Regions from separate parts of the Homo sapiens genome. Here region 2 is linked to region 1. A link is an interaction called in ENCODE POLR2A ChIA-PET data of the cell type or tissue named here. Cell type or tissue: Caco-2. All regions are shown on one strand. Each heading gives the region's core, and the rest is flanking DNA. Links, peaks and the distances in the headings are about the cores only.

What was found. ChIA-PET counts read pairs that join two places held together with the same protein. Peaks named below come from ENCODE experiments on the same cell type or tissue, not always from the same donor. Only the 100,000 strongest peaks of a DNase experiment are listed, where the experiment ranks them.
Region 2: POLR2A ChIA-PET joins it to region 1 with 7 read pairs; 3 of 35 experiments call an interaction of 5 or more read pairs at or near these places.

The regions. Positions count from the first base shown.
Region 1 is chr5:1,042,529-1,050,528 of GRCh38, forward strand. It overlaps SLC12A7 (solute carrier family 12 member 7), which reads right to left. Exons shown (of 24, transcript NM_006598.3): 24 at 7,856-8,000. Among named protein-coding and RNA genes, the nearest start is that of MIR4635, 16 kb to the right of the region's middle. In Caco-2, for the core only: no CTCF peak of the experiment used is centred there; no DNase peak of the experiment used is centred there.
Region 2 is chr5:1,245,482-1,249,481 of GRCh38, forward strand. SLC6A18 (solute carrier family 6 member 18) reads left to right here. Exons shown (of 12, transcript NM_182632.3): 12 at 367-708. The coding sequence ends at 597. Among named protein-coding and RNA genes, the nearest start is that of SLC6A18, 22 kb to the left of the region's middle. In Caco-2, for the core only: no CTCF peak of the experiment used is centred there; a DNase peak (open chromatin) is centred at 1,560.

The DNA of each region.
Region 1 (8,000 bases), core at 4,001-8,000:
TTTGTGAATGAATGGGTGAGATCGTGTGTGAATGGGTTAGTGTGTGAATGAGTGGGTGGGTTAGTGTGTGAATGAATGGGTAGATTAGTGTGTGAATGAGTGGGTGGGTTAGTGTGTGAATGAGTGAGTTAGTGAATGGGTGGGTTAGTGTGTGAGTGAGTGCATGAATGGGTGAGTTAGTGTGTGAACGAGTGGGCGAGTTAGTATGTGAATGAGTGGGTTAGTGTGTGAAGGAGTGGATGTGTGAACAAGTGGGTGAGTTAAGTGTGTGAATGAGTGGGTGTGTGAACGAGTGGGTGTGTGAATGAATGGGTGAGTTCGTGTGTGAATGAGTGGGTGTGTGAATGAGGGGTTTGTGAATGAGTGGGTGAGTTTGTGAACGAGTGGGCGAGTTAGTGGGTGAATGTGTGAATGAGTGGATGAGTTAGTGTGTGAACGAGTGGGTTAGTGTGAATGAGTGGGTGAGTTAGTGTGCAAATGAGTGGGTGAGTGTGAATGGGTGTGTGAACGAGTGGGTTAGTGTGAATGGGTGAGGTAGTGTGTGAATGAGTGGGTTAGTGTGAATGAGTGGGTGTGTAAATGAGTTTGTGAATGAGTGGGCAGGTTAGTGTGTGAATGAATAGGTGAGTGTATGAACGGGTTAGTGTGTGAATGAGTGTGTGAATGAGTGGGTTAGTGAAAGAGTGGGCAAGTTAGTGTGTGAATGAGTGGGCGAGTTAGTGTGTGAATGAGTAGGTGAGTGTGTGGGTGTGTGAATGAGTGGGTGAGTTTGTGAATGAATGGGTTTGTGAATGGGTGGGTTAGTGTGTGAATGAGTGGGTTAGTGTGTGAATAAGTTGGGTTGTGTGAATGAGTGTGTGAATAAGTGGGTGGGTTAGTGTATGAATGAGTGAGTGTGTGAATGGGTGAGTTTGTGAACGAGTGGGCAAGTTAGTGTGTGAACGAGTGGGCAAGTTAGTGTGTGAACGAGTGGGCGAGTTAGTGTGAATGAGTGGGCGAGTTACTGTATGAATGAGTGGGCGAGTTAGTGTGTGAATGAGTAGGTGTGTGAATGAGTGGGTGTGTGAACGAGTGGGTGAGTTTGTGAATGAATGGGTTAGTTTGTGAATGAGTGGGTGGGTTAGTGTGTGAATGAGTGGGTTAGTGTGTGAATAAGTTGGGTTGTGTGAATGAGTTAGTGTGTGAATAAGTGGGTGGGTTAGTGTATGAATGAATGGGTGAGTTTGTGAACGAGTGGGCAAGTTAGTGTGTGAGTGGGCGAGTTAGTGTGTGAAGCAGTGGGCAAGTTTGTGAATGAGTGGGTGAGTTACTGTGTGAATGAGTGGGCATGTGAATGAGTCGATGAGTTAGTGTGTGAATGGGTGTGTGAACGAGTGGCTGAGTTAGTGTGTGAATGGGTTAGTGTGTGAATGAGGGATTTTGTGAATGGGTGTGTGAACGAGTGGGTGAGTTAGTGTGTGAATGAGTGGGTGTGTGAATGAGTGGGTGAGTTGGTGTGTGAAAGAGTGGGTTAGTGCATGAATGGGTGGGTTAGTGTGTGAATGGGTTGTGAACGAGTGGGTGAGTTAGTGTGTGAATGAGTGGGTGACTGTGTGAATGAATGGGTTAGTGTGTGAATGAGTGGGTGAGTTAGTGTGTGAACGAGTGGGCGAGTTTGTGAATGAGTGGGGGAGTTAGTGTGTGAATGAGTGGGTGAGTTAGTGTGTGAATGGGTGTGTGAATGAGTGGGCTAGTGTGTGAATGAGTGGGTGTGTGAACGAGTGGGTGAGTTAGTGTGTGAATGAATGGGTTAGTGTGTGAATGGGTTAGTGTGAGTGAGTCAGTGGGTTAGTGTATGAATGAATGAGTGGGTGGGTTAGTGTGTGAGTGGGTTAGTGTGAAAGAGTGGGCGAGTTAGTGTGTCAATGAGTGGGCGAGTTTGAATGTGTGTGAACAAGTGGGTGAGTTAGTGTGTGAATGAGTGGGTTAGTGTGTGAATGAGTGGGTGTGTGAACGAGTGGGTGAGTTACTGTGAATGAATGGGTGGGTTAGTGTGTAAATGAATGGGTGAGTTAGTGTGTGAGTGGGTTAGTGTGTGAATGAGTCAGTGGGTTAGTGTGTGAATGGGTGGGTTAGTGTGTGAATGAGTGAGTTCGTGTGTGAATGGGTGAGTTAGTGTGTGAATGAGTGGGTGAGTTAGTGTGTGAATGAGAGGGTGTGTGAACGAGTGGGTTAGTGTGTAAATGAGTGGGTGTGTGAACGAGTGGGTGAGTTGGTGTGTGAAAGAGTGGGTTAGTGCATGAATGGGTGGGTTAGTGTGTGAATGGGTTGTGAACGAGTGGGTGAGTTAGTGTGTGAATGAGTGGGTGAGTGTGTGAATGAATGGGTTAGTGTGTGAATGAGTAGGTGAGTTAGTGTGTGAATGAGAGGGTGTGTGAACGAGTGGGTGAGTTGGTGTGTAAATGAGTGGGTGTGTGAACGAGTGGGTTAGTGTGTGAATGAGTGGGTGAGTTAGTGTGAATGAATGGGTGTGTGTGTGAATGAGTGGGTTAGTGTGTGAATGAGTCGGGTTAGTGTGTGAATGAGTGTGAATGAGTTAGTGTGTGAATGAGTGGGTGAGTTAGTGTGTGAACGTGTGGGCAAGTTAGTGTGTGAGTGGGCGAGTTAGTGTGTTAATGAATAGGTGAGTTTGTGAATGAGTGGGTGTGTGAACGAGTGGGTGAGTTAGTGTGTGAATGAATGGGTTAGTGTGTGAGTGGGTGGGTTAGTGTGTGAATGGGTGGGTTAGTGTGTGAATGGATGAGTTAGTGTGTGAATGAGTGGGTTAGTGTGTGAATGAGTCGGGTTAGTGTGTGAATGACTGGGTGGGTTAGTGTATGAATGAGTGTGTGAATGGGTGAGTTAGTGTGTGAACGAGTGGGCGAGTTAGTGTGTGAATGGGTGAGTTAGTGTGTGAATGAGTGGCTGAACGACTGTGAATGGGTGTGTGAACGAGTGGGTTAGTGTGTGAATGAATGGGTGAGTTCGTGTGTGAATGAGTGGGTAAGTGTGTGAATGAGTCGGGTTAGTGTGTGAATGTATGAATGAGTGGGTGGGTCAATGTGTGAATGAGTTAGTGTGAATGAGTGGGTGAGTTAGTGTGTGAACGAGTGGGTGAGTTTGTGTGAATGAGTGGGCGAGTTAGTGTGTGAATGGGTCAGTGTTTTGGTGTGTGAACGAGTGGGTGAGTTAGTGTGTGAATGAGTGGGTTAGTGTGTGAATGAGGGAGTTAGTGTGTGAGTGGGTTTGTGAACGAGTGGGTTAGTATGTGAATGAGTGGGTGAGTTAGTGCATGACTGAGTGGGTGAGTTGGTGTGTGAATGAGTGGGTTAGTGCATGAATGGGTGGGTTATTGTGTGGATGAGTGTGAATGGGTGTGTGAACGAGTGGGTTAGTGTGTGAATGAGTGGGTTAGTGTGTGAGAGTGTGTGAGGGTGTGTGAATGAGGGGGTTAGTGTGAACGAGTGGGCGAGTTTGTGAATGAGTGGGCGAGTTAGTGTGTGAATGAGTGGGTGTGTGAATGAGTGGATGTTATTGTGTGAATGAGTGGGTGTGTGAACGAGTGGGTTAGTGTGTGAATGAGTGGGTGAGTTAGCGTGTGAATGAGGGATTTAGTGTGTGGGTGTGTGAACGAGTGGGCGAGTTAGTGTGTGAATGAGTGGGTTAGTGTGTGAATGGGTGTGTGAGTGGGTTAGTGTGTGTATGGGTGTGTGAACGAGTGGGTTAGTGTGTGAATGAATGGGTTAGTGTGTGAATGAGTCAGTGGGTTAGTGTATGAATGTGTGTGAGTGGGTGGGTTAGTGTGTGAATGAGTGGGTGAGTTAGTGTGTCAATGAGTGGGTGAGTTTGTGAATGAGTGTGTGTGAACAACTGGGTGAGTGTGTGAATGAGTGGGTGAGTGTGTGAATGAGTGGGTTAGTGTGTGAATGAGTGGGTTTGTGAATGAGCCGGTGGGTTAGTGTGTGAATGAGTTAGTGTGTGAATGAGTGGGTGGGTTAGTGTGTGAATGAGTTAATGTGTGAATGAGTGGGTGAGTTACTTTGTGAACGAGTGGGCGAGTTAGTGTGTGAATGGGTTAGTGTGTGAATGAGTGGGTGTGTGAAGGAGTGGGTGAGTTACTATGTGAATGAATGGGTGAGTTAGCGTGTGAATGGGTGGGTTAGTTTGTGAATGAATGGGTGAGTTAGTGTGTGAGTTGGTTAGTGTGTGAATGAGTCGGTGGGTTAGTGTGTGAATGAGTTCGTGTGTGAATGGGTGAGTTAGTGTGAATGAATGGGCGAGTTAGTGTGTGAATGAGTGGGTTAGTGTGTGAATGAGCGGGTATGTGAACGAGTGGGTTAGTGTGTAAATGAGTGGGTGTGTGAATGAGTGGGTGTTTGTGTGAATGAATGGGAGAGTTAGTGTGTGAATGGGTGAGTTAGTGTGTGAATGAGCGGGTGTGTGAACAAGTGGGTTAGTGTGTAAATGAGTGGGTGTGTGAATGAGTGGGTTAGTGTGTGAATGAGTGGGTTAGTGTGTGAATGAGTGGGTTAGTGTGTGAATGAGTGGGTTAGTGTGCAAATGAATGGGTGAGTTTGTGAATGGGTTAGTGTATGAATGAGTCGGTTTAGTGTGTGAATGAGTGTGTGAATGAGTAGGTAAGTTAGTGCGTGAACGAGTGGGTGAGTTAGTGTGTGAATGAGTCGGTGAGTTAGTGTGTGAATGAATGGGTTAGTGTGTGAATGAGTGGGTGGGTTAGTGTGTGAATGGATGAGTTAGTGTGTGAATGAGTGGGTTAGTGTGTGAATGAGTCGGTGGGTTAGTGTGTGAATGAGTGGGTGGGTTAGTGTATGAATGTGTGAATGGGTGAGTGTGTGAATGGGCAAGTTAGTGTGTGAATGGGTTAGTGTGTGAATGGTCGAACGAGTGTGTGTGTGAATGGTTGTGTGAACGAGTGGGTTAGTGTGTGAATGGGTGAGTTCGTGTGTGAATGTGGGTGTGTGTCGGGTTAGTGTGTGAATGTGTGAATGAGTGGGTGGGTCAATGTGTGAATGAGTTAGTGTGAATAAGTGGGTTAGTGTGTGAACGAGTAGGCGAGTTAGTGTGTGAATGGGTTAGTGTGTGAATGGGTCAGTGTGTGAGTGGATGTGTGAACGAGTGGGTGAGTTTGTGAATAGGTGTGTGAATGAGTGGGTTAGTGTGTGAATGGAGTTTGTGGGTGTGTGAACGAGTGGGTTAGTGTGTGTTAGTGTGTGAATGGGTGAGTTGGTGTGTGAATGAGTGGGTTAGTGTGTGAATGAGTGGGTGGGTTATTGTGTGAATGAGTGAGTGGGTTAGTGTGTGAGGGAGTTAGTGTGTGAGTGGGTGTGTGAACGAGTGGGTTAGTATGTGAATGAGTGGGTTAGTGTGTGACTGGGTGAGTTGGTGTGTGAATGGGTTAGTGCATGAATGGGTGGGTTATTGTGTGGATGAGTGTGTGAATGGGTGTGTGAACGAGTGGGTTAGTGTGTGAATGGGTTAGTGTGAGTGTGTTAGTGTGTGAATGAGGGTGTGTGAATGAGGGGGTGTGTGAACGAATGGGCGAGTTTGTGAATGGGTGTGTGAATGAGTGGATGAGTTGTGTGAATGGGTGTGTGAACGAGTGGGTGAGTGTGTGAATGAGTGGGTTAGTGTGTGAATGAGGGATTTAGTGTGAGTGGGTGTGTGAACGAGTGGGTTTGTGAATGAGCGGGTGTGTGTGAATGAGTGGGTGAGTTGGTGTGTGAATGAGTGGGTTAGTGCGTGAATGAGTGGGTGGGTTAGTGTGTGAATGAGTGGGTGTGTGAACGAGTGGGCGAGTTTGTGAATGGGTGTGTGAACGAGTGGGTTAGTGTGTGAATGGGTTAGTGAATGGGCTAGTGTGTGTCAGTGGGTTAATGTGTGAATGAGTTGGTGAATGTGTGAACGAGTGGGCGTTAGTGTGTGAATGAGGGTGTGTGAACGAGTGGGTGGGTTAGTGAATGAGTGTGCGAATGAGTGGGTAAGTGTGTGAATGAGTGGGTGAGTTAGTGTATGAGTGGGCAAGTTAGTGTGTGAATGGGTGGGTGAGTTGAGTGGGTGTGTGAACAAGTGGGTTAGTGTGTGAATGAGTGGGTTAGTGTGTGAGTGGATTAGTGTGTGAATGAGTGGGTGGGTTTGTGAATGAGTGGGTTAGTGTGTGAACGAGTGGGCAAGTTAGTGTGTGAATGAGTGGGCGAGTTAGCGTGTGAATGGGCGAGTTAAGTGTGTGAATGAGTGGGTGACTGCTCTAGCCGAGTTCTTGCTCCTTGGGAAGCACCGGCCAAGGCTAGGAAGCAGCCTGGTTTTTGGGGTCCCAGGGAAGGGGACACCTAGGGGTTTCTGGCTGGGCCCTGGTCCCAGATGTGTAGGCATCAGTGGGTCTCCAAACCTCCCTGCTGGAATTTGTGAGCATCTGGCCCTCAGGACAGTAGGCCCACCCCAGCCGGCCGCTCCCGTGCTCTGAGTCCCGGGTGTGGATGCCTGGGTGCAGCCAGCACTCACCCCTCGGGGGTCCGAGGACGACGCTGCTCTCACGGTCACTCTCCTGTGACCCGAGAGCCAGAGCAGGACCCGCCACCCTCCTGTGCCGTGTCCCTTCCTGTCCACCATGTGTCAGGCCCACTGGACACGGTGCCCGGCAGCTTCACACACACAATTCGCCCTTCGTCGTGCACGAGGCAGTGTTCCAGCATGTTCAGTCACATAAGCTTCACCACAGCCATTTCGGAACATTTTCACCCAAAAAGAAATCCATACCCTGTAAGCAGCCTCCCCCCATCCCCCATCTCCCCCCATTCCCCTTGACCCACCCCCAGCACCCGCCAGTGCACCCCCTGCCTCTGTGCCTGGCCCACTCTGGCATTTCGTGTTAAGTGCAGTCCCACAGCGTGAGACCCTTTGTGTCTAGCTTCCTCCCGAGCGTGAGGCTTCCAAGCTTGGCTCCTGGTTCTAGCTGAGAGGCCTGCAGCAGGCACGGCCCACATGGACTCAGCATGTTCTCGGGCTGCATCCATTTTGGCTGCTGTGAACTTGCGTGCACCCGTTCCTGAGGCTGTGCCACACACCAGGAGTGGACCTGCCGGGGAAGGGGCGGCTCTGTCTCTCACACTTTCAGGAACCACAGGCCCTTCCCGTGCAGCTACAACCCTGCAAGAGGGGTCCGATTCCGCACGTCCTCCCCGCGATTCTCTGGTTTTGGCTGTGACCATCACAGGTGTGAGTTGGCATCTCACGAGTTAGAACACGCTGTCCCCACTCATGGCGGACTCTCTGGTGCCTCCATCCTTATATAAATTAAATTATAAATCGAATGGCCGGGCATGGTGGCTCATACCTGTAATCCCAGCACTTTAGGAGGCTGAGGCAGGCAGATCACTTGAGGTCAGTTCGAGACCAGCCTGGCCAACATGGTGAAACCCCATCTCTACTAAAATACAAAAATTAGCTGGGCGTGGTGGTACACGCCTGTGATCCCAGCTATTCGGGAGGCTGAGGCAGGAAAATAGCTTGAACCTGGGAGGCGGAGGTTGCAGTGAGCTGAGGTGACGCCACTGCATTCCAGCCTAGGCAACAGAGACTGTCTCAGAAATACAGAGATTGGGTCACTTCAACACACAGCACTAGGAAGTTTGGGGTAAGGTCATTTCCAAGCCGATGACATGATTTGGAAGCCCTCGTCCAATTCATATGGTCACTCTTCAGCCACCTGAGTTGGCTGTGGCTGGTCAGCCCTGACGCTCCTGCTAGAAAAGGGGCGGCCAGTACATTTTCTCCAGCTGTCTTTCATGCTGAATGAGACTCAAGAGATTCTTCAACGTACTCAGATTTCATAGGATTTTATTTTTCTACTAACACAGACAGACAGGGAAACCTACAAAAGGAAACGGAGTCAATTGTAAATGGCTGTAGTTACTGGTTACACGGAGTTGACAACACAAAGGATGCCTGGTGCTTGCGTGCAGAGG
Region 2 (4,000 bases), core at 1-4,000, 200 kb after region 1:
CCACGGTACCTGCAGCCGGGTGGGTGGTGCCACCCAGTGTATAGGGGAGAAAGCTGGGGACACGGCCTCCAACGACGCCCAATGGGTTGAGGCCATGTAGCCCCTCTGGTTCCAGAACACAACACCTAGGCCTACCTCGGGGAGGCCCCAGCCCCAGGAGAAGCTCAGCCCAGGTCCCCAAACTCCTGGCCCGGAGGGGCGGTGGTGAGCGGCCACACGGCCTGGCCACTGCTCTGGCCGTGCCTTTTCCATTCCCATCCAAGTCCGGGTGGGCAGGTGGCTCTTGCCCCTTGGATTGAGGAGCACGGGGGTCAGCCTCACGGCCCAGGGTGGCCGGCGCCAGCTAATGAGGCTGTGGTCCCGCAGGAGCTGTTCCCCTCGCGTCAGGAGAAGCTCTACCCGGGCTGGGCGCGCGCCGCCTGTGTGCTGCTGTCCTTGCTGCCCGTGCTGTGGGTCCCGGTGGCCGCGCTTGCTCAGCTGCTCACCCGGCGGAGGCGGACGTGGAGGGACAGGGACGCGCGCCCAGACACGGACATGCGCCCGGACACGGACACGCGCCCAGACACGGACATGCGCCCGGACACGGACATGCGCTGAAGCCGGCCGGAGCGGGGCCTGCATGGGCGGGTCTGTGGGGGGGCTTGGCCTGATGGTGGGCGGGGCCCCGCCCACAGGGCCGACCCCAATACACCAGCGACTCAACCTTGATGCCGCTGTGTACGTGTGGTTACTGCTTTCCTGACGCCCGGGCAGCGCTGCTGCTTGGGGCCCGCCCCTAGGGAGGTCTCGCAGGGCCCCGGCATCCCTGCTGAGCCCGCGGCCTGGGCGTCCTGCAGCGGCTGAGGTCCCTGCGCTTGGCCGGGCTGGCTCAGGGATCTTCGCAGGTGCGGGGCTCCCGGTCTCACAGACTCTGAACCTAGCCTGGCTGGTCTCTGGGGAAGAGCGGCCGCCCGGGTGGCTCAGGGGGCCGCCTGCACCCCGGCTCCAGGTCCCAGGCGGGCTGTCCCCCTACAGCTCGCAGGCGGCAGGGGTACCCAGGACAGATGCTTCCTCCCGCCTGGGAGCGGGGGCCTGGGGTCTGGAGTCTGCGGTCTGGCTGACCCTTCCTGAAATTTCTGAGAAACACTGTAGGTTGCCACTTTTATTTTCCCAAACTGTCAAACTGTATTAAGGAGGTACCAAAAGGCTCCTGCTGTCCCGGGGCAGAGGGGCGACAGGCAGGAGCTCGCTCACGTGGGGCAGTCACCCGCGCCCCGGGCGCCAAGCGCACTGTGCAGCCCCCGTCCAGCCCGCCCTGCTCCAGAGTACCCCGGCTCCAGGCGCCACGCGCGTGCTTCCCTCCTCCCTCTCCCTCTGTTCCCTCCGCCCTCCTCCTCCCTCTTTCCTCCCCATCCTTTTCCCTCTCCTCCTTCCCCTGCAACAGCACCACGGAGCCAGGGATCAGGTCTCTGACTCGCCACACGGAGGGAGGCCCCGCAGGTCCTGGCTTCCTGCCGCCGGGAGGGGCCCTGTGAAGACCCAAGGCACCTGCTCCCGCTTTGGAAAAGGGCGCCTGGCCAGGCAGCACTGTCCGTGGTGCTGAAAAATCCCAGCATCAAGGCGCGGCCGCGGTGCCAAGCGTCCATTACACGCATTCTTGTTGGGAACCCGTCCTTGACCAAGGCCAGCCCAGAGTAAACAAAAGCACGTGCACCGCTACCCACCTGCAGATAAGCTGAGTGCTAAACATGCAGTTAACGCCAGTGCACCCCACCCAAGCGCATCCTGAGCCCACAGTGGGGGAAGCTGCCCACCTAAACGTGTCCTGAGCCCACGGCAGGGGAAGCTGCCCACCTAAGCGTGTCCCGAGCCCACGGCAGGGGGGGAGCTGCCCACCTAAGCGTGTCCTGAGCCCACGGCAGGGGAAGCTGCCCACCTAAGAGTGTCCCGAGCCCACGGCAGGGGAAGCTGCCCACCTAAGCGTGTCCCAAGCCCACAGCAGAGGGGTGCTGCACTTCGTCCCTCCGTCCTGCAGTTGTGATGCCCCCCACACCGGTGGTAAGGCAGGGGGACTTGAGGATGAACATGTCACAAAGCGAGTCAGTCCACTGTGAGATAAGGCTGCTGCAGAGGACAGTCTGGCATCCCCCAGTTCAGCCTCACAATCTTGCCACAACTCCATGCCTTGGGCCTAATAGCCAGCCTCTTCCATTGTAACTGACACAAACAAACTCAAACCAAATGGCCTTCACCAGCTCTCAGAACTGGCCAAGTTCAGGGTGGGCTTCAGGCCCTACTGGACCCAGGAGTTCACAGGATCCATGGGACTCTCTCCCCACACTGTTCAGCTTTTTTAAGTAGGGCGTCTCTGTGACCATTCCAAAATCCTTTTGGTTCATGATCTGGGTGAGATGCTCCCCCTTCAGAGTCTAGACACGAAATTGCAGGGAAAAGTGATTGCAGAGCCTGGAGGGTGGGGTGGAGGGAGGGGTGCTTCCCCAAAGGAAAGCCTCCAGCAGCCAAAGCAACAGCTGCGTTCCATGGTGTCACCCACTCACAGAGCCTGGAGGGTGGAGTGGAGGGAGGGGTGGTTCCCCAAAGGAAAGCCTCCAGAAGCCAAAGCAACAGCTGCGTTCCATGGTGTCACCAACTCACAGACGCAAAAGGTAGAGTAACCTGCTCAGAAGCAAACACTGCCAAGGGCGTGTGTCCCCAAAGGCAGCTCTTGGGACACCTTCCCCAACTCACCATAGGGCCTGCAAGTCCTGTCGTTGACCCGGACGAGAAAAACAGGCAGCTGTTGGCAGCAGGGGTGCTGACAAGCCACTCAGACTTATCCGAGGTTACATTTTGCGTCAATACCATACTTAGAAAATAACTAGGATGTGAGCAGGTGCCCCCTGCTCCCACCCTGGATCAGACTTTTGGGTGTAGCACATCCTAACGAGGGCTGGGGCTCTGCCCAACACTCTGTATGGGGGGAGCTAGAAGCAGCATCTATAGCCCCACCCTGAAGCTTCAGAGTCCTTGTCCAGCTGACGAAAAGGGAAGGGGTGGGGGGCTGGGACAGAGGACACAGTGGACGCTCAGCCCTCCAGAAAATGCCACACCACCCATGTGCCTGATGCAGCCATGGATAAAAGTGGGTAGAAAGGAGGAGGGACAGAGGTGGCCCAATAGGTGATGACAGGTGGACAGACGGACGCCACAAAGGGAGGCAGAGGTGGTCTGTCCCATCACATTGCCAAGGTTGTTCAGGGACAGGGGCTGAGGCCTCATGGGCTGTGGAGGTACCCGTGCACCATCGAGGGAGGGGGAGACAAGGGCCAGGCGGCGAGAGCAGAACTGGAGGGACTGACCCTGCGTGGCCACGCCCCATGCTCAACACCTTCAACTTGTCCCTCACCCTTGGGAAAAACATTCCAGGGGCGGGTGTCTCAGACTGGCCAGTGTCGGGACAGGAACAAAATGCTCCTATCACCTGACCAGAAGTGGCTGGAATAGAGGATCTGTAGCTCCACAGGGGCTCTCCCCTTCCAGGGGCCACCGTGTTGAACTGGAAATAAAGCCGGCTGCAAATGAGGCCAGCCGGCCCCAGAGATGGACACAGCTCCCATGACCATGGTGGTCACATGAGGACAGGCTGTCCCGTGAGCGGGTTCCTGGCAGAGGGTGACCCCAAGGCTGCTTTGCCAGGCACAGAGGAGTCAGGGAGCACTTGATGGGAAAACGAGGTTCAGGGCCCAGTTTTCAAAAGCCTGATGGGGCTCATCCTCAGGGGAGAGTCTGAGGTCACCAAGAACCAGGGGAGAATGCGTGAAGGACATAAGTGCAGAAGGAGAAGTGAGGCGGGAGGTCATGGAGGGCGCAGTCAGCACTGGAGCTGCCCCAGGACTCACCCACCCAGCTCCAAGGGAAGCAGCCCCTTCCAGCAAGGGTGGGCCTGGACCTGACAGAGAGGACCCCGCTGCCACGGCCAGGGAGCATGAGTCTCCCGTCCACACTGGGGGCTGGGGACTTA